Linked DNA regions of Mus musculus: region 2 is linked to region 1. A link is a loop called in an ENCODE intact Hi-C map of the cell type or tissue named here. Cell type or tissue: gastrocnemius. All regions are shown on one strand. Each heading gives the region's core, and the rest is flanking DNA. Links, peaks and the distances in the headings are about the cores only.

The links. Hi-C counts contacts between places; a loop is a spot of excess contacts. Peaks named below come from ENCODE experiments on the same cell type or tissue, not always from the same donor. Only the 100,000 strongest peaks of a DNase experiment are listed, where the experiment ranks them.
Region 2: a loop joins it to region 1, with 3 times the contacts of the local background. A loop is called at or near these places in 4 of 42 quality-filtered maps.

What each region holds. Positions count from the first base shown.
Region 1 is chrX:11,625,820-11,633,520 of GRCm38, reverse strand. No RefSeq gene overlaps it. Among named protein-coding and RNA genes, the nearest start is that of Gm34187, 96 kb to the right of the region's middle. In gastrocnemius, for the core only: a CTCF peak has its summit at 3,405 (motif pointing left); DNase peaks (open chromatin) are centred at 1,275, 1,752 and 3,450.
Region 2 is chrX:12,151,594-12,159,294 of GRCm38, reverse strand. It overlaps a transcript of Bcor not described here. Among named protein-coding and RNA genes, the nearest start is that of Gm46687, 63 kb to the right of the region's middle. In gastrocnemius, for the core only: CTCF peaks have their summits at 1,562, 3,254 and 5,741; DNase peaks (open chromatin) are centred at 1,550, 3,194, 4,304 and 5,712; H3K4me3 peaks cover 2,449 bases; H3K27ac peaks cover 2,559 bases.

The DNA of each region.
Region 1 (7,701 bases), core at 862-5,861:
GATATCTACCAGCAATTTTCAAAGAAACCACAAATTAATTTGGCCTTAAGGCCCATGTTTTACTCATTAGTCAACTGGCAGATGTAAAAGATGCTGTAGAAGGGGAAGAGCAAAGACGTGGAAGGCTTGAAGGGAGGATGGGAAATGGAATCACAGGTCCTCAGGTGAGCGTGAAGAGCCCCATGCTGGTTAGGAAGGGGAACTCTTCAAGAGTTGAAGGTTTGAGTGGGGACAAAATTATGATCAGTTTTCGGGAGGATTAAACTAAGGGGATGCTGTTTGGAGAAGGGTGGGGGTGGGTAAGTGTAAGGAACTGTCTGGGCAAAGACATGGAGCTGGGACATATAATGAATTAGGCTCCTCGGTGTGGGTGTGGGTTGAGCACCTTGCCATATTTGGAAAAACAAAACAAAACAAAACAAAACAACAACAACAACAAAAAACGGCACCGCTCACTAAGAGATCTCTCTTCCTTGACCCATGGGCAGTAGGTAGGAGATTACATGCCCTCTATTATCATTAGATGACCTACTTAGGAGCTGGGGAAGCAGCTCAATAGTAGAGCCCTGGGTTCAAGCCTCAGCACTATAAACAAACAAAATTAGCCCAACGGCTAAAAGTGCTTGCCTTTTGGGGTAATTGAACATAGGCCTGGACTATGCTGAGCAAGCACTGTACTGTCCTGAGCTCTGTTCTTAGACCTCCTCTCATTTCTTTTAATTCAGGGGTTCACTCTATAGTCCAGGCAGGTCTCGAACTTGAACTCCTCCTGCCTCAACCTCCTGAGTAGTGGAGATTACAGGCCTCTGCTATCAGATCCTGCTGAGAGGAAAAGAAATCTCTTGATGGCAGTTTACAGAGACACAGATGAGATGGCTCATGTTAGGTGAAGCAGGAGGACACTGGCCACAAGCTGCACACCTTGGCCCTCCACTGTTTTGCCTGTGTGACCCTAGGCAGGCTAACTTAACTTCATTGAGGCTCAGCTTCTTCCCTTGTAAATTGTAGAGGCGATCTACCTGAGAGGCTGGTGGGTGGCTTAAGTGAGGACACATACTGACAGTGTGAGAACTGTGCTGTCCCCAACGTTCTAGTTTAATGAGACGTTACCACAATATCTTGCCCACATGCTGTAGAAGTCTGAGCTCAGCTGTCAGTTACCCGGAGACACACAGGTCTAGAGTCCGGGTTTTGAGCTCTTGGGCTTAGCTCCTCCACCCACGGGCTCCTCTCTGCCTGAAAGCAGATGGTCGGGGAGACAGACAAAGCCAGACAGGAGAAGCAGCAACTTGCTCTTGAACCAGCTGACAACCCCCCCTCTCTCCTCCCAGCCTCACCCTAGGCCGGGAGCGCGTGCTGGGAAGAGGATTAAATCAATGGCAATTCACATCTCTCCAGAAACCGGCTCCCTGATCCGAACTAATAAGCAAATCATTAGTGAATTAGGGCTGGGGAGGGCTCAGCGCAGCGTTCCTTCTCCTCTGGCTGAACGTACAGCGACAGGCGTCAAAACCCCAACCACTTTCCTAGGCGACCTTGAGATGATCACACCACAGAGGCTATTTTTGTGCTAAAACAACAACCGCGAGACCCCCTTCCCAACTCAGCCAGATCCCAGAACCTCCGGAGCTACGACAGGCAAGCTGGACCTTTCTTCCTCCTACTGCAGCTAACCACAGCCAATGGCACGAAACCTTGCCTTCCTTACCGTGCTGTAAACCCTGAGTATGTTTGCAACAGTGAGGACAACCAGAAGCCAAACTGCCTTCCCCTCCCCCAGCCCTGGGCACAAACTTGGCCCCCTTGCTTATTTCCTGGTGAAAGCCCATTATCTCTCATTTACATCTAAACTAGCTTTTCATACTATTTTAAAGGCCGCTCCTCCCCTTCTGTAATCTCCCTGTGCATGAATTAAAAGTTGATTCTTGAAACGCACAAATCTTGGGGGCAGTTTCTTTTTCCTCCTTATTTGCATACGCTGTTTTGGACTAACCCTTTTATTTCCTCCCAATTATGATTTCTGGTGTGTTTTCCAGAGCTTTACAACATGGCATCTGATTATACACAAAGCTTCAGAATAAAGCCCTGTTTTTCCCTTCATTAACGACACAAAGGATGGCTGTATGATCCACACAGCACTTTGTGATTTAATACAGCTTACGCTCTAAATCGCACCCGGCTTGGGCAAAGCAGATTTGGGAGTGAATCAACGCATTTTCTTGCTGCCAGGAGCTCCCTTGCAGATTCCAGCAAATTCTTTCACCACACGGAATTAGCATTTGATTAAGCTCTGCAGACACGTTCAAACTTTTACCACTGAGTCCTGGCAGGGTTGTAGTAATCTGCCGAGAAGGAGAGGCATCTAGAACAGCCACGACTACCTGACCTGTCCCCAACAGATTGAGGGAGAGGGTACCTGAAAGTGAGCAGAGGGTGTGTGTGTGTGTGTGTGTGTGTGTGTGTGTGTGTCTGACAGTGAGGGGCGTTGGATGTCTACTTGAGTTAGGACCTTTCTTTCCTACACTTAACCCTGGACAAGCTTTCTCACTTAGCGTGCTTTCTAACGGAGCACTGCAATGATAGTTATGACTTAGGACTCAGGAGGCATATGACCTTCAACTAGAACCTGCCTGGTCTCAGGTTCAGGGAAATGGGACTCAGCATCCCTGTCGAGTCCCAAGGTCCTTTGGCTGGAGTTGCTTCCAGGACGGCTTCCAGCTAAGCTTCCCAGAAGCCTGAGTGGAAAATCTCGTCCATTTCCATTATGCAAATACAAGAAGCGGAAGTTTATCAAACTGGGGCTTTGTACCTCGAAAGTGGGTGTGCCAGCATGGGGGGCTATAAAGGCTTTATTGCCACAAGTTTGGGGTGATTGCTTCCCTCGCAAATGCCGGGAGCAGGATTGAATTATGCAGGTCTTCCAAACAGGTGGCAATAAAAACTTTACAGTCTCCCACACCATCACATATTTTGTTTATGCCTCTTAGGTGTCTTATTTTGTTAGAGGCTTTTTCTTCCTTTTTTTTTTTAACTCTTCTGTTACTATGGAAACAGAAATAGGTGGAGGTGTTTCTGGCTACCTGTTTTGGTAGATGGAACGCAAGTGAACTATCACTGGGCACTCTGATAGATGGAATAACTGACGTCTGGGGAGGGTAGGAACTAATTAGTTCTGGAATATCATAGCTCTTGAATTCTTTCTTTGGGGAAGAGAGGGAGTGAAGGGGAACATGTCCATTTCACAGATGGTAAAACAGAGGGACAAAACAGGTCTTTTTTGCAGTCAGCAAGCCAGAAGAAAACAGCAAAAGGGCCAAGAAACTTAGTGTCTGGTTTTCTAGGGCTGCAAAGCCAAAATTAGTGATGCCCTTTTGGTAACCTGAGGTCAGACTGCAGTGACATCTGCTGGCAGAGACAGAAGTGGCCCTAGCAGGATTTTCCGTTGCTGGCAACTGCCAGGCCAGGAGCTTGTGGGTCTGTCTGGTTCCCAGTGTTGGCTCCTAGGTGACTTCCTTGGCTGGGAAAGAGAGTTGCACAGCCCTCCCCTTGTCCTGACTGAGTTAAGAGAAGCAGAGTGAGATGGTGAGTCATGGATGTTGTGAGGACTTGGGTCCAGATCCCAGATACCCTTCCCTATTCTAGAAGGTACAAGTCACTGGCCGGTGGGAGGAAATATCCAAGATAGGTTTGTTGGTTCTTGTTGCTAACCAGAGAGTTCTCTCGCTTGGGGGTCCTGGGTCTCTTTTTGGAGAGGTTCCAACTCTTATTTTTTACAGGAAAACTAGGATGAAGAAGGCAGTTAAAGGCAGTTCCAAGGAATTCGAATGATGCCCAGAGACATTGTCAGCAACTGCAGAGAAGAGGAGCCCCTGAAGGGAGAACATGTCCCTTGGGGACACTCATGTACACGATGGCATCCTCACTAGAATGAGGAAGTTGGTGGGGGAGCTCACTGATATTAAGGAAGATCTTAGTTCATAACCTCCCTGTAAACTTGACAAATACCCAGTCCTACCCTGAGTCTTGGCTTCCCCATTTAAGAGAGCCTGATTTTATTACTGTCCTAGCTCTGTGCCTTGGAGACATGTGATAATCATCTACATCTGTAGACTATGACACCCAACAAAGGGCTGTCAGACATTCCTGTTTACCTGGGATGTCCTATGTCAGTGACATCCTTGCCTGTTTTGGATAACTGGTTAGGCCTAGGAAGCTCTGTCTAACCATGTTAACCTATGGCAATGGTTCTCCAACACTGTGTAGACCTGGGCTGGTTCGGCAGCAGCTTGTTACCCTGTAAATGACAACCTAACACAGAAATCAAGAAAAGACATTTTAGAACTTCAATGTGTCAGAGCCATTCTATGTCCTATTGACTCCAAAGGCCATTAAAACTTAGGGTTTAAAAATATGGAATCCCCCGTCCTATAGTTGTTCATTTTTTGTTGTTTTTGTTGTTGTATTTCACAAGAGATTTGTCTGTGAAAGTTTCGGGGAGGGGAGTAACCTAACAAGAAATAACAGGTCCTTCACCACAAATCATTTGAGAAGCACTCTCTTGTGGGGTCCTTTGGCTAGCTTCCTATAGCTTCCTATAGTGAGCTGTCCCTGCCTCTGGGACATCACTTGGGCAGCTAGGCACAGCTAGCTATTTTCTCACCAAATGAAGTTGTGAATGACCGTCTCTGTCAGAAAGGCCTGTTCCATGCTGCTGGCCAGGCTGGCCATAGTTTAATGGGGGATATTCATCCAGCTGTTGGTGCTCTCTTAGCCTCACTGGGACACACCTGCCTCCCAAGGTGGCTCCTGAGACCTCTGTTCTCTCCATCTTCCCAGGCTTTGAAAGCTGGGTGAGAAATCCAAAAGGCCCCCTCCCAGCTCTCTTTTGGTTCTGCCCTAAGTGGACCTGAGTGAATGGAAGGAGCTATTGAACAAGCAAATGAGCTTTCATGATCTACTTCATTAGGCTGTGAATCCCTGGACCTACTATCCACACAGGCCCAACTTAGGCTTGTTTTTCATCTGTGTGCATCACTTCAGGGGTCTGCCCCTCCTTATGCTAGGCCCATTCCTATGGACCTACTTGTCCAGGTGCTGTGTCCTGTAGTACACTCTTTGGGCTGAGCCTGCAGAATTTGGTGGGGGTTGTTTATGATTGAAAGGTTGTGACTTAAAGCCAGTTATCTCTCTTAGCCTCTCTCCTCGGAATCTGGTAGGCCACATCATACATATTAAGTTGTTTGTAGTACTGGTTATGATCGAAGTGAGGAAGGGCCCCCAAAACATTCTTAGGAATTGAGATCTGATTTTGTTTTCTACTTTCTGTGGTCTTGAGAAATTAAAGGTACAGCTTCCATGATCTTGTATGTAATCTGGGGATTACAAAAATCTCCTTCATATGCTTGCCCTAGATAAAAAAAAAGGATGCTGGGGGGAGAGGCATACAGTGGGGACAGGACACATCAGCTATTTCAGAGTTCTCTCCTTCCTACTTATGATTTCTCCTCCCCTGCCTCTGTGGATTTGCTTTCTCCGGGAAAGGCCCGTTTGCCATGCTTCTCTGCTCCACTTTCACCAGGGGACTCAGCCAGTAGGTTGACCCAAAGGTATTTTGTGTAGACAAATGGGTGCCTTCTTCTGGTGCATGGCGGGGAGTGTTTGTGGATGACTGCACATGGGTGGGTAGGCACCTTCCATTTCCCCATCATGTGACCCAAGCTCTCAAGGCCAATACTAGTATTCTTTCTATGCACCATTGGCAGGTTCTGGACAAGAAAGGTAGTCCAGTTGAGTGCACCCTCTGACCACTACTCAACCTTTGGGTTCTTTCAAACTGTTACATGACCTCATTCCTAAGCTTGCCTGGAGCCAGTGTATTTTTTCAAGTATGCAGATAATCTCTTTCCCTGTATGTTGCTAATTTTATAAATTGTATTTGCATGTGTTTTTTTTTTTCTCTTTCTATCTTTAGTTTCGTCCCCTCCCTCCCTGCTCCTGGTAGAACATCCCCCACGGCCTTTTACCTTAGTCAGCCTGTTTGCATGATTCCAGCATTAAAGAAAAAAAAAACAAATAAATATAATCCAGAGGAGGAGTAGCAATAAATCAAGCCATTATATTAATTATTGTCGTGATTGGAGTTCTCCAGAGCTGAAAGGTAATAGGGGCGATGCATATTTTAACACCTATTTAATGTCAAACTCGGTACTTTTAAAGCTTTGCGTTTTATTTGACTCTTCATCCGAAAAGTTCTCCAAGACACTGATAAGTCTAGAAAAACCTAATGGAGATCTACTGAGCAGCTGCCAGACACTTGGCTGACAGTGTGAGTTCAGCTGGTGTTTCCTGAGCTGTGCTAGAATTCACAGAAGGGTGGTGCCAAGTGCTTATGGCTCCACACCTTTGATGATTAGTGTTTGTTGTTGTTGTTGTTTTTTGTTTTGTTTTTTTGTTTTTTGTTTTTTTGTTTTTTTTGTCCTGTTGCTGTGAGAAGATACCTGAATTAAGCGATGTAAAGGAAGGAGAGGCTCACTTTCTCCCACGACGTGAGGGTCCAAGACCATCATGGTGGGATGTCGTGGATGGTGGAAAACGAAATTGGTCCCTGTGCTACAGGAAGCAGGGTGTGATGAGTGCAGTTGTCCAGCTTACTTTTTCTGTTTTGCTCAGTCCTGGACCCACCTACCTTCAGGATGGTCTCCCCCTCACTCCCCCCACACACCCCCCACCCCCGATTCAAATTAAACCTCTCTGAAAACACTTTCACAAACACGCCCAGAGGTGTGTTGCCATGGTGATTCTAAATCCGGTCAAGTTGACAAAGAAGATTAACCAACCCAGTTCTCAACCTCCTGCCCCAGCATGCATTGCAGCTGTGCTCTCTTTCAATAAAGTGCGACTGTTTCTGGCCACACTCTGGGTGTTTCAGGTACTACTGTAAGACAAATTACTTTCAAACTTAGCAGCCTGAAACCATTTATTAAAATCCTTGCAGACTCTGCTCGCTGGCAACGGAGACAGAACCCAGCAGAAACGGCTTGTCTCTGCTTTAGGGTGCTTGGAGTGTCACCGGGAAGGCTCAGAGTCTGAGGGCTGGAGCCATTAGAAAGCCTCGGCAGTCATAGCATCCAGTAGTTGAGTCTAGTTGCCAGCTGAGCACTTAGCTGACCTCTTTGGTAGCCCAGGCTTCGTCTTGAAATGGTGATTGGGTTCCAAGGATGAGTGATGACAGACAGAGTCAGGTTACACAGTGTCAGTTTCCTTTTCTTTTAGTGCCCCCCACCTTTTTTTTCTTTTTTTCTTTTTTTTTGGGGACAGGATCTCTTCGTAGCCCAGATTGGCCTAGCACTCAAGATCTTCCTGCATCAGACTCTTAAGAGCTGTAATTACTTGTGTCAAGGGCAGTTGTGCAGCATCCTATCCATGGAGGTAGGAGTGGTTACAGAACATAGACTTCATCTCTATATCATTAAATTTTTAGATGCATGTACATGCGTGTGCACAGATATAGGCAAGTACCATGAAGCGAATGTGGAAGTCAAAGGACGACTTTGCTTCTTCCAGGACGTGGGTCTTAGGGATTGAACTCCAGCTGTCAGCCTTGGCTGTAAATGCCTGCCTACTGAACTCCCTCATAGGCCCATACCTTCCACATTTTGATGAGAAGTAGAAGATACTAGAAGAACACATGAGAGCTTTCCA
Region 2 (7,701 bases), core at 1,339-6,338, 530 kb before region 1:
GGAATATACTCCTCTTTCTAGGGGAGTCCACGATGCTCAGATCTGAGGCTTGGAAAGAGTGTAGTAGTGTGGGCTAGCCTGGGACGAGAAAGCCACCCCCGTTCCTCTCACGAAGGCACAGAACAGTTGTCTTGCAAAGTTTCCTGTACTCCTCCCCACACAGCCCAGTTGAGGAAGGGTGGCTCTTCCGGAGGTGAGGGAGGAGGGAATAGTCTCGAAGCTAGGACTGGTGCATTAGTTCCTTTAACTATGACCCTGGAGCGCGAGGGACACCCGGGTCCCCGCGTGTTGGTGTTCCTTCCAGACACTACACCTCAGGCCACTGTAGCGTCTGTTTATGGTTGCGACAGCGGGTGCTGAGCAATGTCTGGGACAACAAGAGACGCCATTTGCATCCCCCCCCCGCACCCCTGCAGGTTGGCAGGGGCGGGGGTGTCGCCCTGCACGGAAGCGCATTTCTGGCAGTGACACTGATTAGATGCCGTGCCGCTACGTGCACGGAATCGGGGTGGGCCTTCATCACTCCTGTTCGCCACTCACTCTTCTGGTGGGAAAGTTGTGGGTTCCCCCCCACCCTTCCCTCTCGCCGCACAGCTGCTGTCTCCGGGGGCGGAATTAGGAGACCGTGTTAGCTCAGCCAGGAGAGAGAGGATCTCGCCGGCCTCGGAAAGCCGCCGGGCCCGGGCCTCGAAAATCCAGCCCTGGCTTTGCGTCGAGCTGCCGAGTGCGGCGCTTACGCGCCCGGCCAGCCGAGGCCTGGTTTCCATCTGCCCCCTTCGCCTCCGTGTTAAGTTCGCCGGGGAAAACCCAACGATCCGTGCAAAGCCCCTCGGAAGAGCGCTACCCCCACCCCAGCCTGATCCTGACCGATGGAAAAAATGACAGTATAGGTCAGAACAGGCTGCCCGGGAGTATTAATGTGGCTGTCTCTGTTCCCGGTGCTAGGGGAGGATGGGCGCCTCGCCAGGAAACCGCCGGGGGAGGAGCCATGAGGGCCGCCTGCCCCTCTTGAGGCTAGAAAACGTGGATTCTCACAGGGACCAAACAAATGTGGTTAGACAGCTACGGGAACTTATCCCAGTTAAATATGGATCCATCGTGTGTATTTCAAGCGACATTCCCTCCCCCACAATCAAATACACTGATTCAGTTAAAAATAAGACGAAAACAGGTTAGTCTGTAGATGCGAACCTTGCTGTCTACTTATCATGAGACATGTCTTCTGGAGGTTCTGACCTGAACCCAATCATCTTGGTACAATGTGTCCTAAGGTAAAAGAGTCCCCGTTACGCTGCACCTTCGAGAAATCTTTGATTAATAGAACTCGAAGAGACTATTTTAGTTGTAGTTTCTACTTGATGCTGCTTACTCTTCCTTGCACACTCCTGCAAGGTTGTTTGTACTTAGCTCTTACAACCCACGTTTCTCTCTTGCCTTTCTTTTCCTGAGTACGTGCCGGGTGCGGGCAGGAGGAGGCCACAGAACTATGCTGCTGCCAAGGCCGCCGCCCTCGGACTCTCACTTGCGCACCACGCGGCCTCCGAGGAGGGGAGATGTGAACTCTCCGGGTGGCGCTCGAGAACTGGAATTCTGCTTTGAGTCTGAGGAATTTGTTTCAGAGGCAGATCAGTCACAGCTTGGAGGGGGCGGGGGTAGATAGAGACTGTACAGGGCAAGCTCCAGAGGTGACCCAGGCTCTAAGGAGCGAACCGTAGAAGCGTCTGTGTTCTTTGTCTTTCGCGGGGCTGGCAGCCTGGCATTCACAGCTCAGATAAGGATCTACTAAGAGCCACAGCCCATCGCCAGCACATTTAAGTGATTAGTCTACCGCCGGTAGCCACTTAGGAGAAATGTCTTGTCTTTGAGAAAGAAAAAAAAAAAGCGGCCTCATGTTATGAGTTGTATTGGACCCTTCAGACCCTTCTTTGCTGCCTGCACACATCTCCCTACCGTGCCAGACAGTAAGGAGAGCCTTTCCTAGATAGGAATCTGACCAATCCTGTTCACATGAACATTATTTATATTTGGGTGTCAGTAAAATGTAGTCCACTAATGGCAGAGGACTTTCCTTTCACCCAGCCTCACCAAGAACGAGGTAGCTTGGAATCGCGTCTTGAAAAATCACCTTGAACAAAGGTGGGCTAGGAGAGTATTTCTGAAAGACCCCTGCTGTGTCCTTCAAGACCGCGGGGAGAGTGTAAAGATGCGGTGTCTGATCCCTGCCTGGAACTTGACAGTAATCCAAACGAAATGAATGCCAGCAGAGAGCCCAGTCCCCAGGCTTGGCTAGCTCTTCCTTACAGTTCTAGCACTCGGGAAACTGAAGCAGAGGATTGCCTTAAAGCCCAGGCCCACCTGGGATCCAGCGTGAGACTGTAAGGGCTGGGGGAAGCTACTCTTTCACACCACCAAGTCAGGCCTTTAAGGTTAAGGAGTCAAGAGATAGTTTGAGGCCATTTTTGCTTTAACTATCTTGTGGACAAAAACAGTGAACGTACTCTCCACTTTGCCCAAACATGCCTCCCGAGAGACCTGGGGTAACTTTAACTTCGGGGGAGAGTGCCCCCCCCCCCTTTACCCATAGGAAGGGAATACAATAATACCCTAGCAAGCATATGTGGCACTGGCGTGGTCTACACACAGGAAGCCTATTCTCCTCTGACCAACTCTATTATGAGGTGGACACTAAGACTGCTTTCCTTGCCTTAATTGTGTCGCCCCTGGGGTCCAGAACTGTTAAGCAGCTTGCCCAAAGCCCTAAGAGGGCCGTGTGGCCTCTCCCACGCTGTAGCCTGTGTGATTTAAGGGTTTTCCCCCCCTAAGGGAAAAAACCTCCCTCCCAACCCTCCCAAAATTTTGTGGCTTAAGATGCCCAACATCTTTGGCTGCCCCCCCCCCCCCGCCGGCGCAAGGAAAACTCCAGACTTAGGTAACAGAATCTACTGTGACTCGTGACTCTGCAGCACAGAAAGGGCCAAGGGAGACAGTGCAAAGGCCCCTAGCCCACCTAGCCGCATAGCATCCGGCAGTCACGTCCGCCGGAGGTGACTAGGGCCTGGGGGTAGCCGATTGCTCAGGAACTCCTTATCGCCTATCTTCAGTGGTCCTGTGAGGCTTAGGTAAACGGCCACCCGCGGTGGTGACTGGTTCGTGCAGGTCCCCCGTCTCCAGGCGCGCCCCTAGGCTCCTCCGGTGGGTCTGGCTAGATGCCCAGTGGCGCCTCCAGAAGCTCCGGTCTTCTCTCCACTTGAGGCGCCAGCCCTGAGCTAAGCTCCCCTGCTTGGAGCTGGAGAGCCCAGTTGGGACGGCTGGATCCGGTTGTTTGCCCTCAATCCAGCCCGATTACCACCAGCTCCCTATTCCCCCGAGCGCGCGCACAAACACGCTTTCCAAGCGCGCTCCAGGCCTCCACTTTCCCTTCCTCTTCCTGGCTCGCTCTGGTGCTTCGAAAGCTCGCGGCGATTGTTTGCTTCGAAGAGTCCAGGTGGGGAAGGCTGTGCCCCTCCCCCCCCCCCCCAGCCCGCATAAGTGCACACGCTGTTAAAGCCTGGGGCGCACAGCCAGGCCTATGGACTCCCTTGTCCCCCGAGAAGTGGCAGCTGCTAGAGAGGATCGATTCTACCCGTGCTTCCGAGAGACACAGGAGTAAAAATAGGAGACCTTAGCCTGTGTCTGAATTTGGGGACGGGAGAGTAAATCCTATCTCCCAAGAGGACTAGTAGGTTTGCACCGCACAGCTTATGTGGACCACAGTGTGACATCCCTACGTGTTCTGGAGAGGCTGAGCGGCCTAGGCGCACTTGGGGGCTTAGTGGTTTGGGGACCCTGGGAGAGACTGTCAGAGGGGGGGCGGAGCAGGAGTCCTCACTCCTCAAGGCAGAACACCTTTTTTGGAACCTTGAAACCCAGGGGAGCCGCTGCCATCTTCCAGTCGCGAGTCGCTCCTGAATGTTTCTTTAAGGCTCCTTCCCGGGTCGCGGCTCTCTCGCTTTCCACAGGCTAGAAAGATAAAGTCAGGGCCGGGGGTTGGGGTGGGGGACTGGCTCACACAACTGTGCTCTCGACTTTGCCTACCAAGTTCACTGTGGTCCCAGAGTGTACCCCTCCTCCCCAGGCCACACCTCGATGGGGGCCTGTCCTGTTTCCTTCCTCGTTGGTTCAAATCTCGAGTTTCATGGAGAGAGGGCACATTATATTGCCAAAGTCACTAAGTGTCCCCCCCCCCCCAAAGTCCCATAAGGATAACCTAAACACAGGATTCCCACACCCCGGGCTGATCCTTCCTCGCCTCCTGGGATTAACTGGACTCACAGGTCCATAAAACACTTCCGGCGGGGCCAGAGGGTCTGTCTGCAGAAACACTTTAAAATAGCCCTCCGTGGCCGGGAGTCGGAATTGACACAGACAATTCCTGTTTTTTTTTTTTTTTAGGCTATGAAGGGAAATCGTCTGAAGCGGGGGGGGGGGGGGGGTAGGGTAGGCAGCTTCCAGAAAACAAACCAAACCAAAACAAAAACGATGCACCATTTTAACCAAATGACACTGATTCAGGGTAGCATGGGTATTCAACGGGAGCAGACAGGTTGCACCTGGCTTCTGACCACACTTCAATGATGAACACAAACACTTTGAAACTTGGGGGCTAGTAGAGGCAGCCTCCCCCTCTGTGAGAGTTAACACTACCTCTGCCCTCCTTAAGTAGATTGAAGAGGCTGGAAGTATTAAAGTGCTTTGCAAAGGCAGCTTGGCCCGTCCATTTCGCTGTGGTCAGGGTCTCTCCCACACATGGAAGGCACCAGAGCTTTGTTAATTAAGAAGTAGAACTAAGACCACCCCCCCCCCATCCCTGCAAGGCTATGGAAGATACAGTCAAGCCCAAAGCACGTTCAGACCAGGAATCCCCACCCCTTTCTTTTACATCACTTCGAATTAAGTTTCTGAAGAATGGGCGAATCTTTGGAATGCTCTAAGAAAAATTCACCATTAAAATTCGAGGTTAATGAGAACGAAAATAGTCCTTTAAAATGGATTAAACCACATTTTAAGACAAGAACCGGAAGAATATAAATTCAAAGTAGCTTCTTGGCCTTGTCCCCCTAATGTAGGTCTGGAGAGCAGATGCTGGTAGATAGCCCACCCACCACACACACACACACACACACACACACACACACACATACACACACACAATCTGGGACCGGGAAGTAGGACTTGACAGATTTGAACAGCAAGGTGATGTAGGTCTGCTGGGCGAAGACCAGGAAGCTAGGCAACGACTTGGCTTAAAATGAATATGAAAAGAAAGACTTAGGCCTGCTGGTGTTTCCTGGAGGCCTAGAACTACTCAGAATGGGGAGGTGAGGGGTGCTCTGTAATCTTCCCTGAAGGATTCAAGCAATCCTACTGGCCTGGGGTGGTGGCCAGGTGCAAAAGGGATAAAGGCCTAGGCAGAGCTTTAACCCAACCTCTCTAATTTGGCGCGGGGTGGGGTTAGAGGTGATGTAGTGGAGAGTCTCTGCTTGAGCTCCACGGGCCTCCCTCTCACTTCCTTGGCTACGCGCGGCCTCTGGCTAGGACTAACCAGCCTCCAGCTCACTGTCCTAAACCCTAAGCCCTTCCCGCCTGGATGCCCAAGCTGGATCCTCAGGCTTCCCCGTGCCTGGCAGCCTCGGCTCTTCCCCTTTGTGATTTAACCGAGGTTCAGAAAGCTTGTTTACCTCGGCAGCCTTGGGCGACTCGGTCTGCGGAAAAAGCCCCTAGGCCAGCGCCGACCAGTAGGGGGGGATTGTCTTATAGATTATTTTTCCTCCTGGTTTTTGTTTTGTTTTGTGTTTTTTAAACCAGAAGGCGAGGTTGGAGAGGGGGCGGGGTGGCGTGTTGCTGCTGTTTTCGAGAGCACTGTATTTGAAAGAGAAACAAAAGCCGTTTGGGAGGTAGCAAGGCTGTTTTTACATATAAAAAAAGTGCAATGAATACCTAGGGCCCCCAGCAGTGATAAACTAAACGCTCGGCGGATTTCGACTATTAGCAGTTAATCTGTTATCTGCGGTCACCAAACAAGTTCTAGGGCTCGGAGGATGCCGAATTCCTGTTCCAATTGAGCCGGGATCTGTTGGGCACATCCAATGCCCATAGTTTCTTCCAGTGCAAATCCAGTTTTGGAGAACTGGGTTTCCCAGATGGGGCACTGATTTGAGGTCTCATTAGACTCTCTTAGGCAGTCAAAGATCTGCTTGCATCGCCGCTCGAACTCACGTCCTGCCTGTGATTCAGAAGTGTGTTTAAAATGGTTACACACACACACACCCTTAGTTTCTCAGGCCTGTCAATTTTGCACGTAGTAGGCCTCCAAAAATATTAGCAATGTACGATAGAAACTAAAGTGAATCTCTGGGCCTGGAAGACAGACTGATACACAGCCTCGTCCTGGGAAGACTATTGGGGTGCCCAGATCTTCCCTTGGGCCGCTGCAGCCTGCGTTCATCTTCGGCCTCCGCGGGCCAGGGCGGGCGGGGTAGGCCAGAAGGCACTAAGCGCCTGGAGCCTGCACGATGATAAATATTGCGCAGACAGCCCATAAATAATTTGCATTATGTTCAGCTGACAACGCAGGGCGATTAATTTTAATAGCTACATATTTGCCTGGGCTGCTGCTTTCGTAGGCCCGGTAATGAAAGGCGAGAGGCCGCCCTGGCTCCGTGCTCATGGTCCCGGAAGGCAGCCGGGAGGAATGGGAAGAAGGCCCGATGCGGTTTCTCCTCCAGGCAGTCCCCAGGGATCCCGGGTTCCTGCCCCTCTCCCCCCCCCCCCACCCCGGCCCTCTCCTCAGTGTAGAAGTGGGGTGCGTGTGAAGCCCAAGTAACCCCGAGGCCTCAAGCAACAGGAGCCACCATAATGACGCTGCAATTTGTCTGGGTTGGGATAGCCACTTGTGGAAGGGAGATCCTGCGGGGGGCGGGGGGACATGCTCTCCACCCAGACCAAACCCCGAGTGAATTCAGGGGTGTAGGGGGTCACAGTCCGCTTTGGTCCTGGGGAAGTGCTGGTATTTTCCAATGCGCCTGCCTATTTGCCAGTAGATCTTTAGCTTGGCGAGGGCTTTGCCGACCTCAGGGCAGGAGCAAGGGGCAAAACAAAGCCGTGGGGTCCGCGTATCCTGACCTCTTTTTGGGTTCAGAGTCCTCTCTGCCCATCCCGCACCCGGAGGGAACCCCCACCCCCATATTACTGGCCGCAAAGGCCCATGGAAAGGATGGAAAGAAAGGGTCCCGAGCAGCTCTTTAAAAGAGGGGGCGGGGAGGAGAACGCGGTGAGCCAGGCCACAACAGGGCAGCCGCCGCAGTCCCGCGGTGGCCCGGTGCGTGCGTGTGCGTGTCGATGTGTGCGTGTCGATGACAAAGCCCCGCTGCCGTCAGCAAGCTCCCGGCTGCTCGAGCGTGGGTGGGGGAGGGGAAGAGAAAGTAGTAGGGGGTGGAACCCTCGCTCACGTAGGTAGCTGAAGCTTCTCTGGAGAAAGAGTTCATTCATGAGCCACAGGAGTCTCCCCGGCCCGGCCAGGTGGAGCTGGCTAAAGCTAGCACCTGTTTTATTTATTTGCCTTTTTGGAAACAAGCAAGTGCATCGATCATTACCATATTTTAATTGCCTTTCTCAAAGGTCATCTCTAATTATGGGTTACGAGAAGGGCTGGCTAAGGGGTCT